Linked DNA regions of Mus musculus: region 2 is linked to region 1. The links are chromatin loops, found by intact Hi-C in ENCODE. Cell type or tissue: left cerebral cortex. All regions are shown on one strand. Each heading gives the region's core, and the rest is flanking DNA. Links, peaks and the distances in the headings are about the cores only.

Evidence for each region. A loop is a pair of places that touch in the nucleus more often than their neighbours do. Peaks named below come from ENCODE experiments on the same cell type or tissue, not always from the same donor. Only the 100,000 strongest peaks of a DNase experiment are listed, where the experiment ranks them.
Region 2: it touches region 1 in a loop (11-fold over the local background); 3 of 42 quality-filtered maps call a loop at or near these places.

The regions. Positions count from the first base shown.
Region 1 is chr15:48,249,283-48,257,485 of GRCm38, reverse strand. It overlaps Csmd3 (CUB and Sushi multiple domains 3), which reads left to right. Exons shown (of 71, transcript NM_001081391.2): 10 at 1,837-1,961. Among named protein-coding and RNA genes, the nearest start is that of Gm23530, 450 kb to the right of the region's middle. In left cerebral cortex, for the core only: a CTCF peak has its summit at 5,790 (motif pointing left); DNase peaks (open chromatin) are centred at 3,841 and 4,627; H3K27ac peaks cover 1,324 bases.
Region 2 is chr15:48,157,019-48,165,221 of GRCm38, reverse strand. Csmd3 (CUB and Sushi multiple domains 3) reads left to right here. Exons shown (of 71, transcript NM_001081391.2): 12 at 4,095-4,198. It also overlaps the pseudogene Gm18742. Among named protein-coding and RNA genes, the nearest start is that of Gm23530, 360 kb to the right of the region's middle. In left cerebral cortex, for the core only: no CTCF peak of the experiment used is centred there; DNase peaks (open chromatin) are centred at 1,978 and 3,775; H3K27ac peaks cover 373 bases.

The sequences.
Region 1 (8,203 bases), core at 1,732-6,731:
GGAGTTATTGAGATATAGGTCTTTCACTTGCTTGAGTATGAGTTATGTTACATTAAGGCATTTTATGTTATTTGAAGTTACTGTGAAAGGTGCTGATTCCCTAATTTATGTCTTAGTATATTTGTCATTTTATATAAGAGAACTACTGAATTTTTTGAGTTAATCTTATATCCAGCCACTTTGATTAAAATATTTATCAGCTATAAGTGTTCCCTAGTTTCCTGGTGGAATTTTAGGTTCACTTACTTATACTATTATATTATCTGAAAATAACATTACTTTGACTTCTTCTTCTCTAATAAGTATTATTTTAGTTGGCTTATTGCTCTTCCAAAAAATTTAAATACTATGTTGAATATATATAGAGAGAGAGTAGACAGCTTCGTCTTGTTCTTGACTTTAGTTAAATTGCTTTGACTTTGTCTCCATTTAATTCAATGTTAGCTATAAGTTTGTTATAAATTCCCATTATTATGTGCAGGTGTGTCCCTTGTGTCCCTAACCTCTCCAAGACATTTATCATGAAGGGTATCAGATTTTATCTAAAGATTTTTCTGTATCTAATGAAATGATTATGTGGTTCTTTCCTTTCAGTTTTTTTTATATTGTGGAATACATTTATTAATTTTTATATTTTTTATCATCTCTGCATCATTGGGATGAAGGTTGTGTGATAGGGTAGATTATCTTTTAGATATGTTCTTGGATTTTGTTTTAAAGCAGTTTTTTTAAGGAATCATATTCTTCTCCTTTTTTATTAGATATTTTCTTTATATACATTTCAAATGCTATCCTGAAAGTTCCCTATACCCTCCCCCCACCCTGCTCCCCTACCCACCCACTCCCGCTTCTTGGTCCTGGCATTCCCCTGTACTGGGGCATATAAAGTTTGCAATAGCAAGGGGGCCTCTCTTCCCATTGATGGCCGACTAGGCCATCTTAAAATATTTTATTGAGTATTTTTATATCTATGTCCATGAGAAAAAATAATCAATAATTCCTTCTTTACTGAGTCTTTATATGGTTTATGTATCAGGACAACTGTAGCCTCATAAAATACATTAGGCAATGCTCCTTCTATTCTCTTTCCTGGATCTGGAGTATTGGCTTTAACACTTCTTTGAATACATGGTAGAATTCTATGGTAAAACCATCTACCCCTGAGCTCTTTTAGCTTGGGAGAATTTTAATGACTGTTTATATTTCTATAGGAGTTAAAGGTCTATTTGAATTGTTAAACTGATTTTGACTAGACTTTGGTATATAGTACCTATCAGGAAAAATATCTATTTCCATTAGATTTTATAATTTGTTTGAATACAGTTTTTTTAAAGTATATTCATAGACAATATCTAATTTTGTGACATGTAACCAAACTCTTCAACATGTAAACATACATTATAACTTGGTTCTACAGAGAAGAGAGAACATTGTATTTGTCTAGCCATATGCATTTTTGAGCCAATTTTGAAATTTTCTATTCATGCATGCTGATGCTAGTTCCTTGTTATTGTGAATAGTATAGCAATAAATAGATGTGCAACCATATCTATATTAAGTTATAAGTAGGTTGCATATTCACTCAGGTAGGGAATATTGGTCATTTGGTAATTATACTTTTAGAATTTGGAGAAATGTCTGATTTCATTCTTGCCAATGAACATATTTATAGAAGATTCATCTTTACTTTTAATGCATAACTATATATGTTGTATGTTTCATTTATTTCTTAAAATTTATTACAAATTTGGCCTATTGAATAGAGTCTATAGATGTAGAGCTTATCACCACATTCTGTCTTTCTAAAAGATATTTCTTATGTTTGGTCAATTGTAGCCTTGGATCCACTGTGCAGTTCTCCTGTGATGAAGATTATGTCCTACAGGGAGCAAAAAGCATTACTTGTCAAAGGATAGCTGAAGTGTTTGCTGCTTGGAGTGACCACAGGCCTGTATGTAAAGGTAAAGAAAAGTATTATAATAGGATATTCTGTGAAGATACAGTGATGCTTATTTTTTTTAATTTGCTCAGCATTAAAAATAAACTTTAATATATACTCTTTGAATTATCATTATCCTTGTGTTTTTAACAAATTTAGAGAGGCTTGGGACCACTGTGTTTTTAATCTAAAGAGTTTTCAAATTAATAATCCTAGAGATTACAGCTGAATCTGAACACATTTAATAACAAGCATTAGAAATGGATATTTTAAACCAAATTCCAACTTCACTTGTAGAACTTATCACTTTATAGTGGTGAGGGCTATCACTGGGAATAAAAGCTCAGTTTAACTGAATTTAACCTAAAGCCAAGTAATAATTGTTTACAATTTATACATTACTAGTTATCACAAAGTATATCCTCATTCTCCTTTCTCTCCAGGTCTCTCTCTCTCTCTCTCTCTCTCTCTCTCTCTCTCTCTCTCTCTCTCTCTCTCTCTCTCTCTCTCTGTGTGTGTGTGTGTGTGTGTGTTTATGTTTGCTGCTTGGAGTGACCACAGGCCTGTATGTAAAGGTAAAGAAAAGTATTATAATAGGATATTCTGTGAAGATACAGTGATGCTTATTTTTTTTAATTTGCTCAGCATTAAAAATAAACTTTAATATATACTCTTTGAATTATCATTATCCTTGTGTTTTTAACAAATTTAGAGAGGCTTGGGACCACTGTGTTTTTAATCTAAAGAGTTTTCAAATTAATAATCCTAGAGATTACAGCTGAATCTGAACACATTTAATAACAAGCATTAGAAATTGTCTTTCATCTTTGTAAATACTTCAATTACTTTTGCTATGTAAGTGAAATGGATATTTTAAACCAAATTCCAACTTCACTTGTAGAACTTATCACTTTATAGTGGTGAGGGCTATCACTGGGAATAAAAACTCAGTTTAACTGAATTTAACCTAAAGCCAAGTAATAATTGGTTACAATTTATACATTACTAGTTATCACAAAGTATATCCTCATTCTCCTTTCTCTCCAGGTCTCTCTCTCTCTCTCTCTCTCTCTCTCTCTCTCTCTCTCTCTCTCTCTCTCTCTGTGTGTGTGTGTGTGTGTGTTTATGTGACTGTGTGCTTATATGTGTTTATCTTTGTTCTTACTCCAACTTCTAACATAATTCTTCAAATAAATTATTTCTGTAAAATGAAAGGGCACTTCCTTTTCTATTTTTATCAAATTATGGTTGAAAATTTAATTGACACTATTAACAAATCTTTGTGTGTTATAACATATACATATATAAACATGCTACACACACACACACACACACACACACACACACACATATATATATATATATATATATATATATATGAAAAATATTTTGAAGGAAAAGTGGTCTTTAATATCTAGAGAATAAATGAAGTGAAGCCAAAGTAGCCAGATTAGAATACTTCATCATTTCAGAGGTAAGCTCATATGCATTAAAGTACGTTTATTACAATTGTTTTCAGACTCCAGTGACCTCTTATGGTGTAACACAGTACATTCTGATAGCTCATACAGTTGGCTTATAGAATCCATACCATAAGTTTTAGACACTGAAACTAATGGACTGATATACTTCGATATAAACCACAATGCTTGCAAGAACCACACCACAAGGATGAGCATATTCACATATAGCAAGTACTTAGAGTTTATGCACATAGAAATAAAACCTACTTCTCAAACTCAAACACTAGGTCCTGTGTTTTAACAGAGCATCAAAATAACTATGATTTCATTGAAGACAAGGTCTGAATATCATTACACAATGTTATCTCTTTTTTTAGCTTCTATATTGTCGAACACTCTCCCTACCTTCTGACTGCCTCTTTGCCATCTGGTTTGCTTGTTCCTTTTCCTCTTTTTAAAACCTGACTGCTAACTGAAAAACTGTTCTACCCACACTCCACCCCTCCTCTTTTGTCCTAGCTCCCACACCCACTACATTTCTTCAAATAAAAAATTCTTACAAAATTATACAAGCACTCTTTATTATAAACTTTTACTTTTGAGACAAGGTCTTGCTATATATATACCCAACTGACCTCAAACTTATTTACACCAGGCTACACTCTCATTGATATATTAATCCCTTGTGTTGATCCCTCTAATTTGGCAGTTGCAAGTGTTTATAAGTATGAGCTACAAACCTTTATGAAGCTCTATTTTGAATTCACCTTTTCCATTTCTATTGCTTGATTGTGTATCTGTGATTACTTATAATTGCTACATTTCTGCATTTCTTAGCATATCAGTTGTAACTTTTTAGTTCTTACTGGGAGCCTTTTTTAAGTCACCACACCCAGGGGATTCTTCTTAGATATAATGAGAAAGATGTCAGAATAGAGAAGGGGCATATGTACTAGGTACTATAAAGAGAAAAGATATTTCAGGATTGGCTAGATATAGAAGTAAAATGTAATAAGAAAGGATTAAAAATGATATTCAAGTGTATATGAATAGAACAATCTTGTGTTGTTAATAAATATGAAGGAGCTGAAAATGGAGTTATGTGGGAGGGAATCCACAGTTACTACAACATTGTCACTGCTATTTTTAGCATTCACTATGTGCCAGGCATTATGTTAACAACTGCATATACTTTGTCTCATTTGCTTCTCCAAAAAAAACTTGATGGAGACATTACCATCTCCATTTTAGAAGTGAAAAGCATAAGGCTGAGAGCAATGCAGCTTTCCAAATCTTAAATGACTGCAACGTTTTGTTTAGAGGATTCTTATAAGACGGGGAGGAAAAGCCAGATTTCAGAGCATCAAAAAGGGAAACACAAAGAAAAAAATATAAAACACAAAGTAGTGCACTGTACTCACTTGGTAATTTTGGACCCGTATTGATTTAATTCCTCTTATCATTTTTATTTTAAAGTTTTATAAGATGGTATGTAATATAATAACACTAAAAGTACTTTATTAGTACAATGAAAATTATAGACTTTTTTTGGTTGAATGACAAATGAGTTTATTTTTGCTAAAAATACTACAACAACTATTCTATATTTTGAACTTATTGTTCAGATTTTTTAATTGGGTATTTATTTCATTTACATTTCCAATGCTATCGTAAAAGTCCCCCACACGCTTCCCCACCCACTCCCCCACCCTCCCACTCCCACTTCTTGGCCCTGGCGTCCCCCTGTACTGAGGCATCTAAGGTTTGCAGGACCAATGGGCCTTTCTTTTCACTGATGGCTGACTAGGCCATCTTCTGATTCTATGCAGCTAGAGACATGATATCTGGGGGCGGGGGGGGAGGTATTGGTTAGTTCATATTGTTGTTCCACCTATAGGATTGCAGATCCCTTCAGCTCCTTGGGTACTTTCTCTAGCTCCTCCATTGGGGGCCCTGTGTTCCATCCAATAGCTGACTGTGAGCATCCATTTCTGTGTTTGCCAGGCCCCGGCATAGTCACACAAGAGACAGCCATCAAGAGTTAAATACATCATAGAGTTTCCATTGCTGTGAAGAGAAACCATAACCAACACAAGTCTTATAAATTACTACATTTAACTTGGACTGACTTACAGTTTCAGAGGTTTATTTAGTTTATCACTGTCACAGAAGGAAGCATTGTAGCATCCAGGCATACATGGTACTGGAGGAGCCAAGATTTCTATACTTGATTAAAGGGCTGGAGAAATGGCTCAGCAGTTAAGAGCACTGACTGCTCTTCTAGAGGTCCTGAGATCAAGTCCCAGTAACCACGTGGTGCCTCACAACGATCTGTAATGGGATCAGATGCCCTCTTCTGGTGTGTCTGAAGACAGCAACATTCATTTAATATAAATTAAATGAATAAGTAAATCTTAAAAAAAAAAAAAAAAAGGAACCAGCATCAAACTTGTTTATGCCCGACATCTTGGAAAAACAAAACCAACCAACCAAACAAACAAACAAACAAAAACAAAAGCAACAGAGAAGAGACTGTAATCCATGGGCTGCCAAGAGGTAAGTAGCATTCCATGCTGGGTAGACTTGAAGCATAGAGACCTCAAAACCCCACCTCCATAGTGACACACTTTTTCTAACAATGCAATACTTCTTCTTATAAGCCACTCCTCATAATAGTGCCACTTCCCATGGGACAAAGATATGTAAACCACAACATACTTCTAGGTACAAAGATATATATTCATAGTCCAATCATTTAGGTGGTAGGGGCAAGGTGGTGAATAGTTCAAAATCATTGTCAGCTAACTGGGAAGATCTAAGCCAACTTAGGCTATATGATATTCTATCTTAAAACTGTAATAAAAGTTAGATAAGACTAAATAAGTGTTTTCACATAACAGTGTGTTAATTTTTAAACAAAAATGATACTCTACTGTGTAAAGTATTATAGTTGCCAAACATACAGATATATTGACTTTCATGTATACAACCATCATACAAGCATACACAGAATGTTGTTTTAACATATGCATACAACAAGGACACCAAAAAAGCATTAAATCCTAAGACATGTTAAAGCACTTTGTGAAACAAATACAGAATATCCTGTTTCATGGGATCTATCAGTATTCTGTGCTGGCCAACACTCAAGATTAAATTACAGCTATAAAAAATTATTATGGCTTGTAAGTTATGTGTTTCAAGTATCCTAAAGTTTCCTAATCTTCCTATGTACATTTTTCATAAAAAACAATGTTAAAAGGCTTGATTTAATCCAGCAAATTATATTAATGTTCACATGGGAACAAAAGCAAACACACGGAGTTAGCACCAAATTATGGAATTTAAGATCTATGTATAAAGCAAAACAGGATGATAAACCTTTTTCTTTTATTCAAGATATTTCTTTCATAAAACTGGATGAACCATGTTGATTAAAGATTGTTCTAAGACGGAAATTACCTGTTCTGTCATTTTTCATAAATGTTACAGTTGCGCACTCATTGCAATGTCCAGAGTGTTTTTTAAATGTTAATTCTGCTTCTCTTGGATTCTAACATACATCCTAGTATCACATATATCTTTAGGAATATGTATTCTACCATTGTCGACTGGGACATATAAAAAACGTATGTATTCAAAAGTCATCTATTGCTACTATTCCATTGTAACTTACCTTATTTCTGCAAATCTTTACCATATGTACAAAGATTTACCTGCTTATTTCTTGCAAGGCACACATGTGTATGGCTTATAAGCCATTAGTTGCTACTAGAAACCACTTGCCTTGGTTCTGGGAATAGTAATGGAGAGAACCTGCTGACATAGTAATTGAAGTTTTAAAATGACTATCCACTGTGCGTCTGAATGAAGAGCTGTTCTCAAGTCTCATGGGTGCTTGGACAGAATAAATATGCTTTTGTTCTAGAGAGTGCCGTAAATAGCACTATTAGTGTACTGTGCCTTTGAGAAATCATTAATATAGTTGCTGTCCTCAAATTGTATGGTTGAGCAATCAGGAAATTGTTATTTTTAAAGGGACATAATTTCACATGGAAAATGGCAAATTATAAACTAAATTATTACTAAAAGATAGTAATAATTAACATAACTGTGCAAAATTAAATATCATTTTCTAAATTAGGTATACATATATATAAAGTATTTGCTTTTTTAAAATTATGAAAAAACTGTTTTATTTGAATATACAGTGGATCCACAAAATGAAGCTTATGCATATTATCAGCTTTTACAATGATTGGCATACTTATTTGTGATTTCTGCATATTTAATAAGTGATAATTGTGGGGAGAACTGTAATACTATTAATTTTAAAACATTTAACAAATTTCATAATAGTACCCTGAACAAATTATTTTGGTGTGCCAAATCAGTATTCATTGGGTGGCTCCAAATAGCCAAGAGTTTTGAGTTTTACAATACAGTGTTATGCACTTGTGAGAATAGTGGAGGAGGTGGGTGGCTCAGAGAAGACAGGACAAAAACGTCAAGGGAAAGCAGAAGTCCTGTGTGTTGACTTACAAACCACAATACCACTTCTTAATTACTATATCCAATCTTTCCATAAATTATCTATCCATTAAGTTATTAATTTATTAATCATTTTATTCAACACTAAGCATGAGTGATTATGGTAAATTCTATGCTATATGTGATACAGAATATAGAAATTACTATTATTTTGCATTAATGGCAAATCATACTCACAAATCTAAGAAATACGCAGTAGACTATGTTAAAATACCAGGGACAATGATTTGCAATTTTATTTGAGAAAGAT
Region 2 (8,203 bases), core at 1,271-6,270, 92 kb after region 1:
ATTTGCATCCAATCAATAGACAGAAGCAGCTGACCCATGTTGTTGAATTAGGGAAAGCTGAAAGAAGCCGAGGAGAAGGCCAATCCTGTAGGGAGACCAGCAGTCTCAACTAATCTGGACCCCTGAGATGTCTCAAACACTAGACCACCAGACAGAGCACACCAGCTGATATGAGGCCCCTAGCATACATACAGCAGAGGATTTCTGTCTGTGCTCTTTCAGAGATGATGCACCTAACCCTCAAGAATCTCAAGGCCCCGTGTAGTTTAGAGGTCAGGTGAAGTAGGGTTGGGGGCTTCCATGTGGAGACAGGGGTATGAGGAGGAGGTGTGGGATGTTGAGCAGACAGAGGGTGGATTGAGAGGGGCAAGGAATGGAATATGGAATGTAAAAAATAAATTATAAAAATTATTAAAAAAAAAGAATATCTGCCTGCTTGACAGAATTTGTTGAGGTATCAGTGACTCTCAGCATGGGACCAAGGGACCTCATTCTCTGAGTTTAAGGCCAGAGTAGTGAGCATCCACGATAACACATTCGTACTTTCTAAGCATATGTCCTACAAATGAATTTTCTTGCTTGGTGCAGACAATATCATTGCACCTGGATCCTGAAAATACTATTCTCATTCAGACTTCACTACATAGATCCCGGAGTTTTGGGGCCCTGTTATGACTTCCTGAGAACATTCATGAAGTTTTCATAATAATTTAGGCCTAGATCATCTTCCAATATATCCTGTGGATATGTGCCATAATTAGTAATCGTTGACAACCCAAATTTGGTTTGCAAAATAATTTGAAGCTGCTAAAACGTAGGCTCTAGCACTATTAAATTTAATGCTTATGATTTCAGCCTTACTGTGAGACAGGGAACCCTTGAATTTACATCTGTCTCCACATGTTTTCCAAAGCATAACCTCCAGCCCAGGCCTCCAGTGGCCAATAACCAGGGACCTGAACTGAACTCCACTGAATTACTTTGACTTCCAACCACGTATATTAAAGACTTTCAAGTCTTTACCTGAAGCAGAACATTTCCTGAGAGACAGGAAATGAAGAGAGAGCATCTACAAAAGGTTTTAGTGATACAATCCAAAGGAAGCTAGATTCACTTAATAGTTAGCTGCTGTGATGATAACTTTCACAGGCAAGTCCCTTCTATGTGCTCGCACATAGCTTCCATTAGGAAGCCTGCCATCCTGTCACCTAACAGGCAATGGTTTCTTTTGGACTCTAGATACTCTTTATGTAGCTGTGCTTGATTTGAGGTCTCCTAGGCTGTGCTAGAATCATCTTGTGATGAGGTAATTGGAATCCTGGAGCTTCCCAGACACCTACCTGCGGATAATTTTTGTTTCTTCTTGGACTATTTCCTCAGTTTATCCTCTAATACAGGAATAATGAGCTGTAGGGCATTACATTCGTCTTTCTGGTTTTGATTGGCTTTTTGCTGTCCTGTGGTTTGATATTCAGATCTAGGTACTTTTTCAAGTTCAGAAGTAACCTGCAGTCAGTGCAACCTTTTTTCCATTCATTACTTCTCCCTTTTTGCTACATTTTGTTATATAGGTCAATCAACAACTGAGGTGTTTCCCCAACATTCATTTCTTATGGCATTCAACAAGATCCCTTTGATGCTTAGTCCTTAGCTCTGACTGATTTTTTACTGTTTTATTTTTTAACAATAATGTACTGTTCTCCATGCATCACCATGGGAAGGATTTTTCTCCTGTCTGTTTGGTATATTATGCTATATTGTTGACTTAGTCCACCAGGGCTACGTGTAATAATGGCACTACCACCTTACTTCTACATGTCATACCTGAGGCAATCCAAGGAAACACTGAATGAATAATATATGAATATAAGAAGTGGACATTTATGTGTTATGAATAGTCTGCATTGGCTGTTATTGTTAACTGTAAACTTGTAAAACCTAAAATCACTTGGCAGATGGGCCTCTGGCAGAAAGTATTTCACATCTCTGCTTTCTAACTTTAATGTTATGTTAAAAGCTGCTTCAAATACCCTGTTGCTTTGACTCCCTTTCCGTGAGAGAGGTTATATTTAAACTATGGGCCAGAATAATCACTTTCTCCTGAGTGCTTTTCTCAGAATATTTCATCACAACAGGATGAGAACTAAGAGAGATGGATGTAGCAATACAGCATCTAATTTATATCAACTTCAATTTCTAGAAGGGTGAAGGAGAAAGAATGAAGAGATGACTAATTTCCCAAAGTTAATAAAAGTCACAAGCATATAAAAGGATAATTTATTACAAACAGGATGTATAAGTGCCTGTGTACTCCATTTTGAAAATAACCAGACTATTAACAAAACGATTGAACAAAAGCTTCATAAATGTGTGTTTAAGTAAAACACTGGGAGGAGAGGAAGGGCAGATTCTGGGTCGTAAAGTGAATGAATAAGTAAATGTAATTTTAAAAAGAGATACAAGTTATAAAAGAAAACAAATTTGGCAGAAGGAAGTTACAATATCTAAAATAAAACATGTCCACTCCCAGGAAAGCCTACCTTTGATTAACTTAATGCTGATTAGTCAAAGGCTTTAATTACCTCTGCAGTATCCACTGAGGTTTCCTCTGTGAAATAAACTAATCAGGAGATGCACTTTGCCTTTACTTAGGCATTGTCCTAAGTAATATGGAAGGAATTATATTGCCTACCTAAAAAAGGAAATTGATTTTTGAGAACTGAATATTCTACCAAATGCTTCCTCCATGGTTTCTCTAAAAGGCAGTTTTCAAACTAGTGAGGTTGGTAGAAAATGTCAAAACATTTCCAAGTTTTACACAACACAAATCTCCCAAAAGATTTTATCACATTATGCAATGCAGCTGATAAATATAAAGCTAATCTGAACTAGCAAACCTGGTTCAGAAGTTTAAGATATTTAATGGTAGGTCTAAAATTCTAATTTTAATTAGTTTGTTTTTTTTTCCACCTGAGCAAGGCCTGAACTGCAAAGAACCAAATCTACTTTTTTATTTACAAATAGAGACATACTTCCTCCAGCAAGTGAACACCTCCTACGTGTATCTGAGCAGCATCAATAACTCAGGACCACAATTCCAACGTCTCAGCCTATAGTTGAGATCATCATTTAAACATCTTTTGACAGTCTGAATTGAATAAAATGAATGATATATAAGTATAGATAAATAAAACTTTAATTCTAAGCAAAAACATTAAAATGTGATTGTATAAACTATACACTTTTTTACACATTTTACATATGCTGTAGTTGAATTTGAAAACATCTTCTTTACCCTTTTCTAGAAATGTTAGGCAGTTCTGACAATTATTCCCATATACAGAGATATTAATACCATATTATTTATTAATATGTATTGAAGGCTTGGTTGTAGTTAAACACATTTATGCAACTTTTTCTGCACAGAATTACTTTGTTTTTCTCTGTGATGTAAAATACTTCATTTCAATTTAACTATAGTTTGAAATGACTATGGAAATAGTGTATAAGATGTTTTTGTAAAAATCAATTCCAAATTATCTGCTATATTCTAATGTGTCTCTCAAATTATATTTCTTCAGTTGTGTGAATATGTTTTACTATGCTTGAAGGATTCTGCTAGTAAACGTAAAATACACCGGTAACACTAAATATACTCATTGAGATTCAAATTTGGCTCTCACATTTTTCAGCTTTATGAGTTAAGGGAAATGGCATACATTTTTCCTCTGTTAGTTTATAAAAAAAAAAGTATGTGGAAATGTGTGGAAAATTACTCTCTCCCACATGTACTTTTTATAAAGCCATCCCAAAGTGGATTTGCATTAATCATGCTTAAAATCAAAATGAGTGTTCTATAAACAGAAATCATGTCATTTCTTTGAAAATTTAATACAGAAGTTAAAATATAGCAAATGAAAACTGAGTGACTTATATAGTCACTGAGCTTGGATACTTTGGTGAGATCTTCTGCCATAAGGTGATATTCATAGATAGTCTCATATTATTTTTAATTTTCTGCCATAAATTTTAAATTTTTGGTTTTCATTACATAATTCAACATACTTAAGGTGTTTGTTTTTATTTACCACTAGGTCATCCAGATAAACTTTGAAGAATTTGATTTGGAGATTGGCTATGACACGTTGACTATTGGTGATGGAGGTGAAGTTGGAGACCCAAGGACTGTGCTTCAGGTGTAAGTAGTATGTCACAGCTGTCACAGTGTATCAATAGAGCCATAAAAGTATTAAGCTGAGCTAGGCACTAGTGGGGTGCATGCTTTTAATTCAAGTACTGAGGAGGCAGAGGCAGGCAGATTTCTGAGTTTGAACCAGCCTGAATTTACAGACAGAATTCCAAGAGTGAAGTCTATACAGAGAAACCCAATTTTGAAAAACAACAACAAAACAAAACAATAGTAAATAAACAGACAAAACATGAAGAAATAAAAATTACAAAGCTGAAAGCTATAATATACCCAGAGGAGAACCTCATATAGACCAGTGTAGTCTCTGTGATATTTGTTTCTCTTGGTAGCATTTTTAACATCAAAGGAGAAAGGAATAACAGGAACAGGAAGAAAATACTTTATCAAGTGTAGTTAAAATCCTGTTTTCTACTCTATTGGAGGTCACACTTGTAACCAATGTTAATTATCTTGCACCCAATGAATGTGATCAAGGAGCAGATGAAGGGAGACCACTTTATCAGGACCATTAAGTGAATGGACCAGACTCACAACTAATTATGAGAAAATTGAGGCTAAGGACAGCTGGGTGATAGAAGTCTGGATAAAGAATAAAAACTGTGGGTTGTGCTCTTATATCCCCAGTAAGTACTCATGTGGAGCAAGTTGTTATGCAACAAAGGCAGAGCTTTTTATTGCATTCTTCTTAGAAGAGTAAAATAAATATTTTACAAGCTTTCTGTTCTCACAACTCAGTTCTCTACTGTCTTTGTGAGTTTGTGTAGTGCATGGTCTTCATCTCTTCCTATATTTTCCTTATTCTGAGAACTAGCATCAATATTTAAAAATCGTGCATGAAAACATACTTTATTAGGTTTTCTTCTGTCTACCATCAGTAAATACTCCTTTTATAAACAAAATTGTACTTCTGAGGAAATATTATTCATTCCCTCTATTAAAATGGACATTAACATAACTTTGTTGGTGTCCACAGCTAAGTCATCTAAAAGAAGATTGCTAACTGGCTAACAGATTTTGCATTAAAAAAAACTATTTCAACTAAAAAATTTTGATTAAAGAACTTACTGCTTTTTTAAAATTATCAATTAAATAGCATTCTATACTATTCTCATTTTCCTTTCAGTTTCTCTCATATACACTGCTCCTTCTCAAGTTCATGCCTTGTTTGCTTTTAACTTTGATGTTAAATATATGTCTTATTGTTGTATGATTTCAGGGCAGACCACTTAGATGAGAAATTGGGAGGGTTTTCCCTGTGGAAGATGTAGCCTTCCACTCTCAGCATTCCTTATGTGCCTGTAGTTCTCTCTTTAGGTATGGGGACTGAAAATATTTACTCCTCCCACGATAACATGTGTACTAGTATTGATATTGTTATATACTATGTAATAGACATACTACATTAGGGTGTCATGAGTGTTGGTTCCCTGTCATTTCTAGAATATATAAACTCACAGCAGACTTAGTGGTTTTCTGTCTGGCTCTCAATAATCTTTTCTTCACGTTCATGATGTTCCCTGAGCCATTGATACAGGAGTTCTGTTGCAGATGCATACACTGTAGTTATGCACTCCATGGTCATTTGTTCTCTGCATTTGACACATGTTAGTTTTCTGCAACATTAACAATCTCTAAAATGTGAAGCTTCCTTGATTAGAGATGAGAACAATACTTACCTGTGCATATAAGGACACTTATTTACAATGCAGTTAGGGATTATACTAGTTTATAAAAGTTGTATGCACGGGTTTTTCTTTAAGATTCATGACCTCTCTAGACACAGGAAATTGACTAGATTTCTAATACCAGGCATTTCCTGTTGAATGAAGGTCAGGTGGGGTAAAGGAGTGGGGGCCGAGGAGGTATGGGAGGTGGAACAGTCGGAGGGTGGACGGGGAAGAATAAAAATTAATTAATTATTAATTTTTAAAAATCCAGTTAGGCAGCTCTTAGCCACTACCCAGATAGGCTTCAAAGCTGGATATAGCTATTGATTGCTTCCTTCTTTTAGCATCATGTATAGTACCTACTTCTGGTACCATGAAACCCAGTTCTCATTGAAGAGGCTTTAAAGTCACATCCATGTTTAATCCCCCAATTCTTATATTCACAGAGCATGGTGTCTTCAGCAACAGGGACTTGCCTTCTACCTCTGGAATATAAACATGGACAACAGTAGTATTCTAAATTTTTTTTTTAGTTTTTTTAAAATTTCCCTGACCAATAACTTTAAAACAGCATTCTTCATACCTAGTACTGGAGTTTCCTTATTTAATCTATGGCCTTTGGTGGTGGATCATTGTCAGCCAAATAATGTCATGTATAGATGACATTATTATATATTATTATATATTAAGTACAAGTACATAAACACCTCTCTATATAAATTAACATATAGACTTAGATATTCATACCTACATTTATATAAAAAATGAACACACAAAAGCATATGAACATATGCACATGAATACATTATAAACATATATATTTATATATGAATACATATTCCTATAGACCTCTAAATCCATAGCCACATACACAAGTGCACATACACATGCAGCTCTACAATGCACATATACACATGTACACACATGTACACACGGTCACATGCATTCACAAATTAACCAAGTCCAAGTCATCTTCTGTCAATAACACATTAAAACAAAGACACAAAAAAAGACGGGAGTGAAAGAAAGAAAGAAAGAAAGAAAGAGAGAGAGAGAGAGAGAGAGAGAGAGAGAGAGAGAGAGAGGAATAAAATTACTACAGCCATTGTCTTTTGTGTCCAAAATTGGATTAATATGATGTCATCCAAGTCCCTTTAGTATAATGACAAATATATGCTTTTGGTGCTCAGAATTACTTTAGTTTAAAATTTAAGAACACTCTCTATTCAATTTTGATTATTTATCACAAATATTAAATTTATAGAATACTCACCTTTTGTAGAGCTTCATTCTTATTTTGTGTTTATAAATTATGAAAAGATTGGTAATTTCAATGGAACAAAACCAATTTCTTCTGTTTTCTTCAATTTTTTACTAGATATTTTCTTCATTTACATTTCAAATGCTATCCCAAAAGTTCCCTATACCCTCCCCCAGCCCTGCTCCCCTACCCACCCACTCTACTTCTTGGCCCTGGAGTTCCTCTGTACTGGGGCATATAAAGTTTGCAAGACCAAGGGGCCTCTCTTCCCAGTGATGGCTGACTAGGCCATCTTCTCCTACATATGCAGCTAGAGACACAAGCTCTGGGGGTACTGGTTAGTTCATACTGTTGTTCCACCTATAGGGTTGCAGACCCCTTCAGCTCCTTGGGCGCTTTCTCTAGCTTCTCCACTGGGGGCCCTGTGTTCCATCTTATAGATGACTGTGAGCATCCACTTCTGTATTTGCCAGGCACTGGCCTAGCCTCCCATGAGACAGCTATATCAGGAAAACCAATTTCTTTACTTGCTATTTTTTACTTTATGTTTGTGTTCATTTATTGCATGCAAATAATTTTTAAAATGTTTTAGTTGTTATTTTCACTCAGGAATAATTGTGCTATAGTAGGTAATAGAAAAGAAAAGACAAAAGAAATTTGGAAAACTTATGGAATAAGTATCTAAATGAACTGTATTTGTTCTCATAAGTATAAACAGTCAATAGGTAAAGAGCACAATGCATGTGCAAACATTTGTCGACCAAATTTAATGACAAGGTTCATTATATTTAAAGATTATAGTTTGAGGTAGCCAATAAATTAATACTTTTAATGTCCATGTTCACTGATGATTTCAAACCCACAATTATTGATTTATTATCTGTGAGTCAACTATGCATTATCCTTTCAGGAAATTGATCCCTTATAAAATGCAACTGTAAAATGCCATTTCAGGATTTTTGAAAACTATTTTTCTAGCAGTCAGTTCTTCAGTGAATTGCAAATATGGGGGAAATAACAAATGACTCACTTTTCATAGCAGCATAGGAGAAAGTATTGAATGCA